Regions from separate parts of the Homo sapiens genome. Here region 1 is linked to region 2. Evidence: chromatin contacts called from ENCODE Hi-C or POLR2A ChIA-PET data. All regions are on one chromosome and are shown on one strand. The core of a region is the stretch at or near the end of the contact, and the rest is flanking DNA. Distances in the headings are between cores, read along the strand shown.

The links. Hi-C counts contacts between places; a loop is a spot of excess contacts on that map. ChIA-PET counts read pairs that join two places held with the same protein, here RNA polymerase II (POLR2A). Pooled maps may share reads with other maps.
Region 1: POLR2A ChIA-PET joins it to region 2 with 10 read pairs in activated CD4-positive, alpha-beta T cell. The contact joins two enhancer-like sites. A Hi-C loop is called at or near these places in 2 of 168 maps with a recorded cell type or tissue (HepG2 and left cardiac atrium) and 1 of 50 pooled maps. POLR2A ChIA-PET finds 5 or more read pairs at or near these places in 6 of 52 experiments (A673, MCF 10A, activated CD4-positive, alpha-beta T cell and 1 more).

The regions. Positions count from the first base shown.
Region 1 is chr3:187,844,258-187,851,921 of GRCh38, forward strand. All of the region lies in intron 2 of LOC105374264 (a long non-coding RNA gene), which reads right to left. Among named protein-coding and RNA genes, the nearest start is that of BCL6, 100 kb to the left of the region's middle. Within about 2 kb of position 6,139, at least 4 of the 41 ENCODE cell types and tissues checked have a DNase peak (open chromatin) inside an H3K27ac peak, as active enhancers do.
Region 2 is chr3:187,798,437-187,806,163 of GRCh38, forward strand. No RefSeq gene overlaps it. Among named protein-coding and RNA genes, the nearest start is that of BCL6, 57 kb to the left of the region's middle. RefSeq lists an enhancer at 4,670-4,729. Within about 2 kb of position 1,720, at least 3 of the 41 ENCODE cell types and tissues checked have a DNase peak (open chromatin) inside an H3K27ac peak, as active enhancers do.

The sequences.
Region 1 (7,664 bases), core at 4,889-7,388, 50 kb after region 2:
AGTTTTCATCTCTTTTAACTCAACAATCCTGCTCTTAGAAAATGATTGAAGACAAAAAAAATGGCAGAAATGTGGCCAAAGAGATATTGATAATAGAAGTAAAAAGTAAATTGGAAACAACTTAAATGTCCCCCAAAGATTTAATGATTTTTGAATGCTGACATAAATCATAATATATCCACTAAAGTAATATTTTAAAGTCATTCAAATAGGTCATTATAAAGACCACACTGGAATTACTCATGTGTGATGCTAGGAAGGAGATCAGAATGCAAAATTATATTTGTGCTGCACATCCAACACTGTGAAAAAAAAATATGCTTTTTTGGAAAAGACAGGAAAGAATGAAAATAGATGATTTGTAAAGATAGTAAGCTTGTGGGTGGCTTTTTATTTCCATAATCATGGTATTATGTTTTTGTATAATATAAAACCTTTATGTTAACCAGGCACTTAGAAGAATAACACCTTAGCATTAAAGGTATATTGCACCCAGAAATTGTTTCAGAGAATTAGACATTAGACATGGCTCTTTTTAATACTCGCATTTTCAAACAAGGGTCCAGTTTATATTTCTCTCTCTCACTGGTAAGAAGTTTGAAATTGCATACTTGAAAGACAGAAACGCTGGACAGATCCCTATAGATGTAGGGATAGATACGGATGCAGATATAGGTTTAGGTATAATTTCCCTTGATAGACTTCCTGTCATGCGTCAAATGCCTCTTGCAAAATGCAACCTATACCTGAAGGCTAGAAAACGTTATGAATGTGGGGAGTTAAATGCCCTTCAAATGCATGAGAACTTACAAATCAAGGGGGATCATGTTTAAGAGAAAAGACGTCTGGTCTTGTTTCAAATGTTTCCTAGACAACCAGAGCCCGGGTCTCTGTGTCACTTAGTTCTGAGTTCAGATAAACATCTCAAAAATTAGAAAACCCAGATATTTTTGGGCTCACAGAAGATTAGCGGTCTGTATTCTCAGTAAATACCAAAGTCAACAATAAGAAAGAAATCATCACAACAAAAAACAGAAAATGCTCCTTCTCTATCTTTAATGACCCGGATAGCTGTCTGTCAAAAGTCCCATTTTTCTAGTTCTCAGAAGGAAATTCCAAGTGTTTCCTGGAGGGTTCAACACCAGATTATCCCTTGCATCCATTTGCCTGAGAGAATAGCAGCTGGAATTGTTAATAAAATTATTATAACAATACTTAGATTTTAAAATGAACCATAAATCTTATTTTTTATTTTTGAGCATTGTTATGGGTCACATATGATAAAGTATCACTACCACAGAAAATGCTTCTACAGTACATCTCTATTACTTCTATCAGCACCATTTACACAGGCTCTCAAAGTTCTAGTGCCCACAATATTTCTTAACTTTTTTCCATTTTTTAAAAATGCTGGAATATAATAACAAAAACTGAAAACAATATATTGCTCAATTTGCTCAAATTTCTCTTTAATGGAGAGAAATTTGAGCAAATTTCTCTATTTTCCAGCTGATCTATAGCAGCTAGAAAACAGCTATATAGTTAATTTGGGGATTACTTATACATGAATCTTGTCGCTGGTAATCACGCCAGGTATTTTATTTTCTTCTAGTTTTTTTTTCTATTTTATTGGGATATCACTTAAATTGCATATTTGACATTGTAGTTTTCTAATTCTGACGATTTTCTTTCTTTCTTTCTCTTTCATTCTCCCCTCCCTCCTTCCCTCCTTCCCTTCCTTCCTTCCTTCCTCCCTTCCTTCCTCCCTCCCTTCCTTCCTCCCTCTCTCTTTCTTTCTTCTATGTTCCCTTCCCTTCCTTTCCCTTCCCTTCCCATCCCTTCCTTCCTTTCTTTCCTTCTTTCTTTCTCTCCCAGGCTGGAGTACGGTAGCACAAACACAGCTCACAGCATCTTTGAAACCCTGGCCCCAAGAAACACTCTTGCCTCAGCCTCCTGAGCAGTTGGGACGACAGACACTCACCACCATGCCTAGCTAATTTTTATTTTTACTTATTTTTTTTATAGAAGGAGGTTTTGCTATGTTGCCCGTGCTGGTCTTAAACTCCTGGCCTCAAGACGTCCTCCTTCCCTGGCCTCCCAGAGTGCTGGGATCACAGTCATGAGCCAGAGAACCTGACCTGAAAAACCATTTTCTTTGAATTAAAAAAAGAAAAAAATTATTTAAAAGTGAAAAAGCGAAACTTTGATGTGTTTGGTTATAATATTTTGCTAATAATATTAACAGAAAGCAATAATTCATGCCAAATAACAGGGGATAGTGTAAATTCAAAATTAATTTTTTTCCACCAAAGACTATAATTCAATATTTCTTTGAGGATATTCTACTGTTTTGCTTATTTCTTCTAGTGCATATTCTATCTTGTCTCTATTAAATCAAATTGTTTTAATAGCATTCTCCTTCCTGTGTTCAAGAATGCTTGTCAGATCAAATATGATATATTTTTTTCAAGATGCTCTATCTTTGGGCAGGTCCCCAAAATACTGAATATAATCTTTGAATTTTTCCAAATGTAATTTCAGTTAGCACAATTGAGGCTCATCTTCCAGTAACAAATTTAAATTATGATCCATATATAGTACAAAGAATGCTTCTGGATTTTTGCCTAAAATCTAGCTTCTATACCTTTTTCCTTATCATCCATGTTAGTGTCATTATAGGATTGCTTTTGCCAATCTTTTAAATAAATGACTAAAACTAAAAATTGCTTTTTTTTAGTTCACTGAAATCAAAATCTGTACCTTTACAGGCAGTATAAAACCAGTGATATTAATTTTGATATATTTGTTTTCTTTTTCGGTATAGTTCAGTAATATGCATAACTGTTAGTTGTTCAATGTGACTTTTGCCCCTGGAGCAATCTTGATGAATTGAGTAATGAAAATTCATTTTGTTCCTTTTTAATCTGTCTTACATGTGTGGACCTTTCAACACCACGTTCCACGTAATTCCCACTAGATCCAGAAATTTTCTCTTTTTTTCACCTGAAATGATTGATCCATTAGTGCCACAGAATGCATCATTATGCTTAGCTAAATAGTATTATTATTCTAAAAACTTGATGCTAACATTCAAGCATTTGCTTTGTCTTTGTTGTATATTATCCGACTGCTGCTTTTTTTTTCCATTTTTTTTTCCAGTTTACACTGGCTTTTCTTCATGTAAGTCAATTTGCTTACTCTCATTATTTCTATTTTAAATAATTAGGCAGATCACCTCTTTATTTCTGTTTCTCTTCCAGCTTTCTTCTTTTCTGCAGGCCTTTTGTGTTTTTCTATTTCAATTATCCTCTAGACTTGTTCTGTTTCAATGATCTAAAAATGTGCTGTTCAACACAATGGCCACTAGCTACATGTAGATATACAAATTTAATTTTAAATTGACTAAAAGTAAATAAAAGTTAAATGTCCTCAGTTGCACTAGCCACATTTCGCATAGTCAATAGCCACATATGTCTAGTGGTTACCATTTTGGCAGCACAGGTGAAGAACATTTCTGTGATAAGAAAGTTCTACTGGACAATGCTGATCTAAAAAACAGTATGACAAATTCTAACGGTATTCAAAGTGCCTACAATTTGACTATATTTGTATTAAAAATGCAAATGAAAGTAAATGTAAAAAAATTTAAAAAGTACTTTCTGTATACATTTTCAAAATTATTTCTTCTCTCACGCCTGTAATCCCAGCACTTTGGGAGGCTGAGGTGGGCAGATCACGATGTCAGGAGATCGAGACCATCCTGGCTAATATGGTGAAACCCCGTCTCTACTAAAAATACAAAAAAATTAGCCAGGCCTGGTGGGGGGTGCCTGTAGTCCCAGCTACTCGGGAGGCTGAGGCAGGAGAATGGCGTGAACCCAGGAGGCGGAGGTTGCAATGAGCTGAGATCGCAGAACTGCCCTTCAGCCTGGGCAACAGAGCGAGACTCTGTCTCAAAAAAAAAAAAAAAAAACTTTAAATATTAAAAATTATTAGTTAAAATTCAAAAGAAAACTATAATTAAATGATAATATATCTCAACATTTTAAATCAAAATTATTTAGGTAAAGCTAATTCTTTTAATTTTTTGGAATTTTAATTCTGTCTTATTTAATCATTTCTTTAAGAACATTAAACTACTAATAATGCCAGCCTTTAATAGCCAATTAGTTGAAAATATTATGAATCTGTATCATATTTGTCACACAGATTATGTCTCAACCTACAAATACACAAATTTAAGAATAATATGAATTATTTCACTTTGCAAACTATCCCTCAACTGCCATAAGTAACATGGCAAATTCATGCTAACTGGTGACTACCTTCAGAGTCATGGATTACAACATAAAGAGAAGCAAGCAAATGGACACTCAGCACTACTTTGTTATCAAGAATCTATTACATTTATGCTGAGAGGAAGGATTTAACAAGTGAATTAATTGTTTTATTTCTCTTACCTAAGTGCTTTAACCATTCAAATATTTTTTTGTACTTCAAAGCATTATCCATCTCCAAGTCCGTAATTGTACAACTCCCATCTCCAAAGTCCATAATAGCACAACTCTCAAACATTCACAGCGTCTAGACACATTCGCCTTTTGTTTCAACGACACAGGGCAAAATATCTGTAGATCTGGGGGCCTCAACGGTTTTTGTCACAAAAACGGATGTTTGAGATTATGGGTCCAGCTACGCCAGCTATGAGTACTGGATCCTGAACGATAGACATGCCCACACCCTCTTTTTCAGGTTTATTTGCTATTTTGTCTGTGGTACATGGTGGCATTTACCTTCAGAAACAAAGTATGTGGCCCAAGGTAAGGGAGCCTCTTGCCCACATCTTAGTGCCACATTATCAAAAGACACATGATGTGTTAAGCTGGTAACAGGGCTAAAAAACGCCAATTGGAAGGTCTATCACATACGCAATTTACAAAACACTTCCGTGTGCTATGAATCAGGTGTTGTGTAACACGGCAAATTTATGCTAACTGGTGACTTGCATGGTGTTGCCCTTGATTTACCTCCCCAAGAAAACCCAATAAGGAAGGCATGATTACCCTGCAATCTCATTTTACAAAGGCAAACTGAGGCTTTGGAGGAGTTCAGTCACTGGCTCAATATAACATTGCTGATAACAGGCAGAGGCAAGGTTCAAACCAGGGGTGTCTGAAGCCAGTCAAAACCGGGACTCTGAAGCCAAAGCCCTTTGTGTAACCACTCTACAGTTCCACTTCACTTGGATGGCTGAGCTGTGGGTGGGAGAGTCTCTGGGTCCCCGGAGTCAGTCATCTGAGTGTGTGCTCTTCCTGGGAAGAGGCTGATGCTGAAAGCTACCTTATTTAATGGCTGAGAAAAGTAGAACTGATGGTTGAGGAGAGGAGACCTGAGAGTGTGTCCCCAGCAGGAAGACAACTGGAGGAAGTGTTGCTGCCGCCACTGCCTTATAGATTTACTCTCATCTCCTGTGCCCCAGAATCTCCAGTGGTGCCCTGATGCCATCAGGGCAGGCCATATTCCAGGCATCTTGTTAAGGACACCCTTGATTTTGCCCCTATCAACATATTCAGCCATATCTCTTCATTCCCACCTACCCCAGCATAGCCCCAATTTTAGTATCAATGAACTCCACATTCTCAGAAAGCAATATGCTCTTTCATCCTTCCTGCCTTTGAATATGCTCTTCCTCTGCCTAGAATGACCTCTTTGCTCCTCTTGTCTGGAGAAACCTCACTCATCCTTAAAGTTATAATTCAAATGTCACCTCCTTTGTCACTTGTTCCTAGAGTCCTCCAGGGAGTTGGTCACTTCCTTCTCTGAGATCTCTAGAACTTTGTTCGGACCTCAGTTAGAGACTTGTCATCCCAGCAAAACTATGATATTTGCCCATATGGCCACTTTCTCACTAGACAGTAAGCTCCTCCCGGACAGACAGGGGCTATTTCATATTGCTCTCTGCTTCCTCTCAGCCCCATCCTATGTTCCAAGCACAATCCCTAAAACATAGCAGGCTCTTAATAACTGTGGAATGTTGAGCGAATAAACAAATAAAAGCCAAGAGAAGATGACCTTGAGGCTTGGTTTCCTGGGAGGAGACTCCGCCTTTCGTACCCACAGACTCCTTTGAGCAATATCCCATCCATGGCATTGAGCCACCATCTGGGGCCATTGCACCAGTAGAAGCTCAGGGTGGGGCTGGTGTGAAAACAAACAGGCAAGACAACAACAAGGGTGTGTTGAAACCTTTAAACGTTCTATTCCTTGGTGTTCAAACTTGCCAAGCATACTAGGTCAGGTGGGTTCTTATTCCAGTACTCTGAGAGAATTGATCATAGGCACTAAGCTTTCACATTGGGTCAAGGAGCAAGGGAGAAACAAAGGAGATGTGAAATTGGCTTCCTTGTTCTGCTTTTCTCTTTGTGTGTGTATTTGTCTTTCCAAACAGAAGAAACCCTGACCTTCCCCTGCTTTAATTACCTAATTATTTTGACACCTTGGGCTGTTGCATCACCCCCACACAGTGTTTTGTCAAGGACACCACATTGGGTGTATCTAGGCTTAGGGAGAAGCAATTGACAAGAAACAAGTTCTGACAGCCAGGGAAATGTTGGGCAGAGGAAGAGATCTAGGGGAAGGAGGAGAGGGGTGGGGGAAGGAAGAAAGAGGAAACGTTTGGTATGCTGGGAAATGAGTATCTTGGGGAAGGTGGCAGCAAGGTTGGCAAAATTGGGTGTCTCTGCTTGGAAGGTTTCCCAGATTGGGTTTCAGGGAAGATTGTGTCCAAGCCAGAAAACTAGTGTGCTATAGGTCCCTAAAAAGGATGAAATACAGGAACTCAGGCTGTCATTCCAGGGACTACATCTAACTGAGAAAATTTCTTCACCCTGGACCTCGGTTTCCTCTCCTTAGAAACAAGGCAAGGCTTAGTATTTTTCTCCCAAGCACAAAAATGTTTTTACTCAAATAGTTTGGAGATATACACGGAAGAAATAATCAAAACAGTCATAAAGTCCTTCACAAACCATATTCTTCAAACAGTTAACGCTGAGGATTCTGAAAACTAACATGGGCAAGCTGAATATTTGTCAAAATTGTGAAACACGGCCCCAGCAAAGCACAGAAAGCTCTTCAATTCTAACCTCCAAGTATTGTGTATGGAGGAACCAAAAAAGCAGATGATACAGAGAAGCTGAAAGCCCGAAGGTCTGGAAACCTAAGGACAAAGCAGTGTGGTTCAGTGGTATGGTCCTGGGCTGAGACTCAGGAGACCTGGGTTTTAGACCAACTCAGCATTTACAACTTTACATCTGCCAGTCTAGATCTGTCATCTGCACAATAAAAGAATGAATCTCTGTGGGGTTCACACTCTTCAGGGTAGGAGTGAGGGGTTGTGCAGCAAGGTACCGAAGGCCACAGTTAAGTATGATGAATCTTCCTAGAACATCAATTTTACCTGGTGGCAAACACTTTAAGGCATTATTTTTCATTCAAAAATGAATTCACTTCCTCAACCAATAAGTATTGAGCAATGCTCTATGCCAGATGCTCTTTTAATATGAAAGTAAACATGGATATTTTATTATGGTTAATATCAATAATTTATATGAACTAAGGCAGACAAGGGTCTCTCAAATTATTTTTCATATGCAGTGATACTTCTT
Region 2 (7,727 bases), core at 470-2,969:
TTGACCAGATGGAGCAACTTGATAGCAGGAATCTCATCAATTCAAGCCATCCTTGTACTCAGAAACATGAGTGCCTCCCTTTTGCTCTCAGAGGGAAGTCCAAACATTGCACTGGGCATTTCAAACCCTTAAAAATTTGATGCTGTTTTCCAATTAACTCTGCTAATAATCCCATACTGAATTCCACCCGTATCTCAAACCCTCTTCTCTCACACCTATTCTACCTCTAAAATCTCACCCTTCAGCGACACAAAGGCTTAGCCACACCCAGTGCTCTCACATTCACTGCCTTTTGTGGGGTAAGCCATTTCCTCTTCTGGGCATGCCCAATACACTTTTTTCCCCTCCTCCTCTGCCTGAAAGACTTGCCTCAAAGATCCTATCCTCTTTTCGTGCTCTAGCTTAAATTCTATCCTTTCTAAGAACCTTTGCCGATAATCAGCTCCACCATGCAGAACTAATGTTCATCTGCTCCTCAATACTTTTTATAATAAATGTTCTAACATTCTCCCTCCACACCTCCCTGCAAGTTGAGGGAGCCAGCTCTGGCCTTGGCCAGCCCAGAAAGGGTCTCCCACAGTGCAGTGGCGGGCTAAAGGGCTCCTCAAGTGCCGCCAAAGTGGGAGCCCAGGCAGAGGAGGCGCCGAGAGTGAGCGAGGGCTGTGAGGGCTGCCAGCGCGCTGTCACCTCTCAACATGTCGTGGTCTATCTTTTGCAGAGGTTTTGTGAACGTTTCTACTTGCTATATTATGAGCTCTGTGGGAGAAGTGCCCATGTCACTTGAATTTTTGGATCCTCTGCAGCACAGAGAGCTTAGTGCCTGACACTTAGGCTAACTCTGTACTGAGCAATTGCCATATGCCAGGTACTGCACAGGCTGTGCGATACTTCATCCTCACAACGGATGATGAAACTGGGCTCAGAGAGTCTAAGTAAACTACTCAAGGCACCAGCAGGTGATACAATCTAGTTTTAAACAAGGGTGCCTCTTAATGAACAGCCTACACCACTTTCCCACAAGGGGCCACAATGCATGCTGAATGGTTTTGTAACCATTTGGAGAAGAGGTTGAAGATGTACTGAACAAGCATTTTCTGATTACCTAGGGAGATTTCTAAAGGTTTTTTTTTTGAGAGTTGGCGTTTGCTTTTATCCCCAAAAACTGAATAGGAATTTGACCAAGAAAAAAAGGTAAGGATATTCTAGTAAGAGAATAAAATTTGAGCTCAGTCTTCCATAGAGTGTAAGGGATTTTTTTTTAAGGGGTAGATGAGAACTATTTACTGATTAATTTCCCCAGTCAGACTGTCAGCAATAGAGGGAAGAAAGCATCTGGGTCTTGCTCAGGGCTGTTTCTCTGTTGCCTATGGCAGAGCCTAATACAGAGCACATGTTGGATAAATATTTTGTCAAAATTAACCTATTCAATAAATACTATCTAAGCAATTCTTGCATGCATATCTTTTAAATTCACTCTTGGCCTGGAATGCTAAACCCTAATTGTCTTAATGAAGGCTTTAAAAGCCCAAACCAAAACTTTTAGACCCTGAAAGTGAAACCTCCAGTCCCTAGAAAGTTCACTGACCAACCCAGTTTCACTGACTGGCTGAGTGAAAAACAAACATTAAACCAACAGAACAAGCTATGAAAATCAAATAAGAAAAAAAAGAAAAAGATTGAAGTTCCAAGAAACTTAGATATTTTCAGTAATGTGCCTTCTGCAAGGAAACTTGAGGGCTTCAATGACGTCAGTTTCATTTCCAGTAGAGAGCTTTTACCTTTTATCTCTTCAAAAAGAGACTAAAAGCCCCTCTGTCCAGCAGCTAGCTGTGTCGTGGGTGTGGGTCTAAAGACATCAAGGGAACTGAGGCAGAATCAACGAGGTTCTTCTCACATTGCATTGGGTTTTTTCACATGTCTTCGTATTTTTTTTTTTCACATCTCCTCATTTTTGTGTGAGAATAAGCTGTAAGCAAGTCTGTGTCAGTGAGCATATTCAGATCACAACATTTATTGAATCAGTGAGTCAGAAAATGGCTCAAAGCTTAGCATGATGAAGTAGAAAATGCATTCTCCTTAGGGCAGGAGAATGGGCCTGTTCTTTCTCCATCATTTATTAGCTGGGTGACCTTGAACAGTCACCTCTTTTCTCTGGGCCTCAGTTTCCCCTTCCAGCTATGACATATTTAGCAGATCCTCCTTATGATAGGAGAAAAATATGCTTGCAAAACATCTATAGTCGGTTTTAGAAATGAGACATTATGAAAAGCTTTCTAAGTGCATGGTGATCTGGGAATTGGAGGTAGGGTTTTTGTTTTGTTTTGTTTTTTGTTTTTCCTCCAACACAGTTTCCCCACCTTGGCACTCTAGACATTTTGGCCTGAATAATTCTTTGTTATTGGGGGTGGGGGTGGTGGCTGCCTTGTGCATTGTAGGATGTTTTGTAAAATCTCTAACCTTTAGTCACTAAATACTAGGGACACCCACTCCCTTCTGTCCAGTTGTGACAACACAAAATGTCTCCAGACATTGTTAAATGTCCACCAGGGGCAAAATTGCCCCCAGTTGAGAAACAGCACCTCTGTTGCATTTTCAACTAAAATTGATGGATTCCTTAAAAGAATGTAGCTGAGACTGGACTTCAGAAGGTATAGTAACCAAACAAAGAGGCTCCCTCCATTTCTGTTGACCTAAAGATGTGGTGTCCCTGGGCGCTCAAGAAAGTTAGAAGTGCATGAAGTCTGGAGGCAGGAAACCACCATCTGAGTTCCTGCATTATCTTTGACGGCCTGTGTGAACTTCATCATGTTGCTTGACCTCTCTGAGCCTCAGGGACCCCATGAATCCAGAGGAAGTAATTCCTCTCCTCCATGAGCCTTCTTTGTGCCATATCCCCTCTTGCACACACACATCACCACAAGGTTGTTAGGAGACCAAAAGTAATTTACGTGAAAGACACTGTAAGCTAAAAGGCACAGAACAAACATGTGGTATCGCTCTGAAGATTTTTCTTTTTCCTGAGAGACCAAAGAAAAGGAACTTTTATTCCAGGATAATTTTTCTGTCAGTCGTGGTGATGGTGACATCGCAGATGCCACCACAGCAGTATTCAAAACAAACAAGGGAGAACATTCTCAGGGAATACGACCATGACACCAGCTGCAAGACTTGATTCCCCTGGGCTATGAGTTAACTTGCATTTCTCCAGTAAGAATGAGTCTCCTCTAAAGAAGGCATCATGGTGTTAAGCAAAGGCAAGACTGTTTTATTTGGCTTTCCACATACCTGGAAGTATATTGGCCCGCTGCTGCCTCTCTTCAGCAAGGCCATCAACCTGGAAGACATCTAAGTGGCTCATGTCTTCAGCAGCTGAGAACTTTAGAACTAAGAGGGGCTTCTGAATGCTGGTGGTTTCCTCAGAGAGGAAGTCAAGGAGCTCTGGTCACAGTCAGACCTAGGGTGAGTGGCCCTCCCAATGCCTCAAGCCAGGCCAAATCAGGCTGGGTCCTCCAGTTTGAAACCCACTCTTGAGTTCTGAGAGTGTTCACATCTAGAGTAACAGCCTGGAAATCAGACTAGATACCAGGTCAGCAGGCTACTGACTATCCAGGAAGCTCAGAAACAAACTAGAATTTTAGATAAGAAAACTCTAGGGTCCAAGTGTCAGGTTTAAGTTAGAAGGAGTAGTATAATTTACACTTGTAAAAGTGGTTTATGGACGACTTTTTCATCCTTTGAGGGTACTATACTATAGCAATCAACGGCTTTCCTTCTGAGCCCTGGATGTATCTCCTGGCCCTGCTCCTGCTAGCTATGTGACTGTGGGCACCCAGTGGGTGTGAAGTAAATATTAGCTGTGCTATTGGGTGCACCGCTTGATCCTCACAGCAACCTCTGGGGCCAGTGGTGCTATCAACTTCACATTGCAGCTATAGAATCTGAAGTTCAGAAAAGTGCATCACTGCACAGCAACCCACTTCCCTTTGCCCTCCTCTTTCTTTCAGCTCACTCTTCTTTTGCTTTCTGCTATCTAAATGCCATCTGTCCCTCGAAGTCTGTTCAAACGCTACCTCCCCAAAGAATTCTGCCTCCAGAGTGGAGTTAATCTCGGCTTCCTCTAAGCCCCATAGCATTTTGCTGGTATCTCTATCACATTGCATACTCACCTGGGCCGTAGTAGGTAAGAAAGGTCCAAGACAAGGACATAACTTATTGCAGAGTGTGACGAAGGACATGGAGAGAAGCAAGGTGAAGAATGCAGAAAGTGTAAAGGAAGGAAAGTTTCCTCCGTGTTTCTCCCATCAGAGAGTCATTATATCCCATGCTATCTTTTAAAGGTATTCCCTGCTTCTCCCACCTGATAGTCATATTGCATCATGACATCTTTGAAAGCACTCACCACTCTCTGGCTCCAGTCAAAGCTAACTCCATATATGCTGTCTCCTATCCAAGACTCAGCATCTTGGTGGGTGGAACAGTTTGGATTCACTTCCGCATGCCCCATAGCACATGGCTCTATGAGGGGCCCAAGGTTGCAGGTGCTTAAAAAATGCATATGGCACTGAACTGAGAAGAGCTTGCTGACAGTGGGTGATGGTGATGGATGACGGAAGATATGATCATGATAACGATGAGGTTATCTGAACCGAAACCTAGCCGCTGAAACCTAGCCGTCACGAAGGGTGATGTACTCACGATGTTTCACTATGACTGAGTGAACAACAAGAGATCCACGAATTAGACCTAGAAACAGCCCACTCACTGGCAAACTGAAAAGAAACTGGAAAAGGAAAAAGGCATATGGGTGGAGACTTGTTGTATCAGCTCGAGCCCTGATCTATATAGATTAATATAGCAGTGGCGTATGAAAACACTGTTCTCCCTGATTGTTTAAAAAATGCAGTTTATTAACACAGGTACAGAAAACCAAACACCACATGTTCTCACTCATAAGTGGGAGGTGAACAATGAGAACACATGGATACAAGGAAGGGAACATCACACAAGGGCAAGGGGAGGGGGAGCATTAGGACAAATACCTAATGCATGCAAGGCTTAAAAGCTAGATGGCGGGTTGATGGGTGCAGCAAACCACCATGGCACATGTATACTTATGTAACAAAACTGCACGTTCTGCACATGTATTCCAGAACTTAAAGTAAAATTTAAAAAAAATGCAGCTTATAAAATCATTGAAAAAGCCCTATTTATTATTATTATTAATTGAGGAAGATGTAGAAAATATCTAAAAGGAAAGATAAGAGAAACAATCTCATTACAAGGAGTTGGTGCTATTTAAATTTTATTGTAGTTTCCTTCTTGTATATGTCTGATTTTGTGTAGTTGAAATCATGATTCTGTATATTACAAAATACATTTTGTTGATTTTTATATAGCTAACACACACATAAGGTACAAAATTCAAAAGGCACAAAAGGGTACGCAATGAAAAGCCAGTTTCTCTCTCGCCCCCTGCCTCCCACAACCAGACTTTCTCTTAAATGTCTCATAAATCCTTCCAGGGGAGTCCTATGCCTACCATTGTACATTTTGGAGTGAGTTAATAGCCCTTAATCCTTCAAGGTTCTCAGGAACCAAAAATTGTTATGAGAAGGAAATACATCCCTAATGCAATGTATCTGTGCTGATAAAAGATGCAATTATACTACCTCTATGCCAGTTACATAAGCAAATTTATATAGTACAAGTCTTTCTAAGTAATGTTCTCATATTGACAACAGTAGTTGCAGGTACTCAACCGAGACACACTCCCTTAACAGGCATCCATCCCAAAGATTTCCCAAAGATGTCCTCAGTAACCAAAGTGATTCGAAAAGCTCAGAAACATAGATATCAGAGTCTGCAGTTCTCGGCGGTGTAGCGACTAAGACACTAACCCCCATGCCAGGCTCCTAAATGCAGGCTTCACCTTCTTCCAAGATCAGACCTGGCAAGTACTCTTCCTCATCTTGTTCTGCCCTAGGGTGCTGGGGGTGGGCAGGAAGCATGGGAGGGGTGGGTGGGGGAATTCCAGTTCAAATGAAGCAGTTTAAAGAAAGTCATTTCCATAAAATCTTGCTTAAAATAGAGAAAGCCATTCTATGCTTACCGAAACTCTGTCCTCTTCAAACTCACCCCCAACCCACCCCCAACACATAAAGAAGAGGAGGAGCGGGATCCAGGGTTTCCCTCGAGATCTTGGGCCGTGTGCGCTGCCCCACGGGCTTACACTGACACAGATCCTCCCACCTGAGTCTTCACCACCCACAGTCTCATTGTGGATCTTCTCCCCAGTAGGCAGTTTCAGGAGTTTTTCAGGAATCTGCTAGTTTGGAAGTTTATTTACCAGTGAAGTGAATTTCCCTGTCTGCTCTCCTTCCTCTCCTCCCAGTACCCATCTGATAAAGTTACAGAAGGCATCTCGGATTCACAACAACCCTCACCAGCCCCCCACTGAATAGCACATCGTCTGGCAACAGGAGGCGTTTGATTACATTTGGATGGAACGCCTGCATCAACTCCAGTTGTCCCTGAATTGGAACTGATGGGCCTCACGTGCTGCAGCCAACAGTTTGCCTTCACCCACTCCCCTCTCCGAAGGGAACCTTTCTTTGGGAAAACAAGAAACCTACGTGCCATCCTGGGTGAGAGACTAACAGGAGCTGTGTCCCAGCATTGCCTTCCAGGCGAAGCAGACAAGAGTACACTCTCAGAGGTGTGAAACTGCGAGCCGTGCTTCAAGCATCCTAGAAAGAACCTCTAAACCAGGGGACCCAATTGCCCTCTTCAAAGTACCTCTATGCCTCTATGTTCATTTCAACTCACAGGCATTGAGTTCTTACTACATGCAGTATAAGGCATTCTGCTGTTGTCTCCTTAGCAAGCCCTCATAGCCTCCCCTCTCCCATTCTGACTTATTTACTCAGACACTATTCTGTAGGCAGAATATTGGCCCTACAAAAATGTCCATGTCCTGTCCGTGTCCTAATGCCCTGAACTTGTGAATATGTTATATTACATGGCAAGGGAGCATTAAGGTTGCAGATGAAATTAAGCTTGCTGCAGCTGACCATAAAACAGGAAAATTATCTAGGGTTATTCATGTGGCCCCAGTGTAATCACAAAGACCCATAAGTAGGAAAGAGGGAAGCAGAAGTAGAAGAGTCAGAACTAGAGTGGTGGTATCTTGAGAAAGACTCGAACTGCCATTGCTGGCTTGGGGGATGGAGGAAGGGGCCAGGAGCCAAGGAGTACAGGCAGCCTTTACAATCTGGAAAAGGCAGGAAAACAGATTGTTCCCTACGGATTTGTTGATTTTAGTCCAGTGAAATCCATTGTAGATTTCCGACCTCCAGAACTGCAAGAGAATAAATTTGTATTGTTGCAGCCAGCAGCAACACATTCACTGTAGACCTCCTATGTGCCAGGCCTGATACCTGGTGCTGAGAGGGCATTCTCACAGCAAGGGATTTGTACCTTGTATCAGTCATCAGGGTCCCACTAGGGAAACTAAAGCTACTCTAAGTGTCTGAGCAGAACGAGTTTAATGTAGGTCACTGGCGACACAGGTGGTGGAAGAAGTTAAGAAGCTAACCCAGACATTAGCAATAGCAGAAGTTATTACGCTGGTGCTGCTAGACTAGGCCAGAGAGATAAAGAAAGGAGGTCATGTTACTGGAATCCAGAAGCCAGGGTCACCTGGTAGAAACTGGACCACGGTGGGCCTG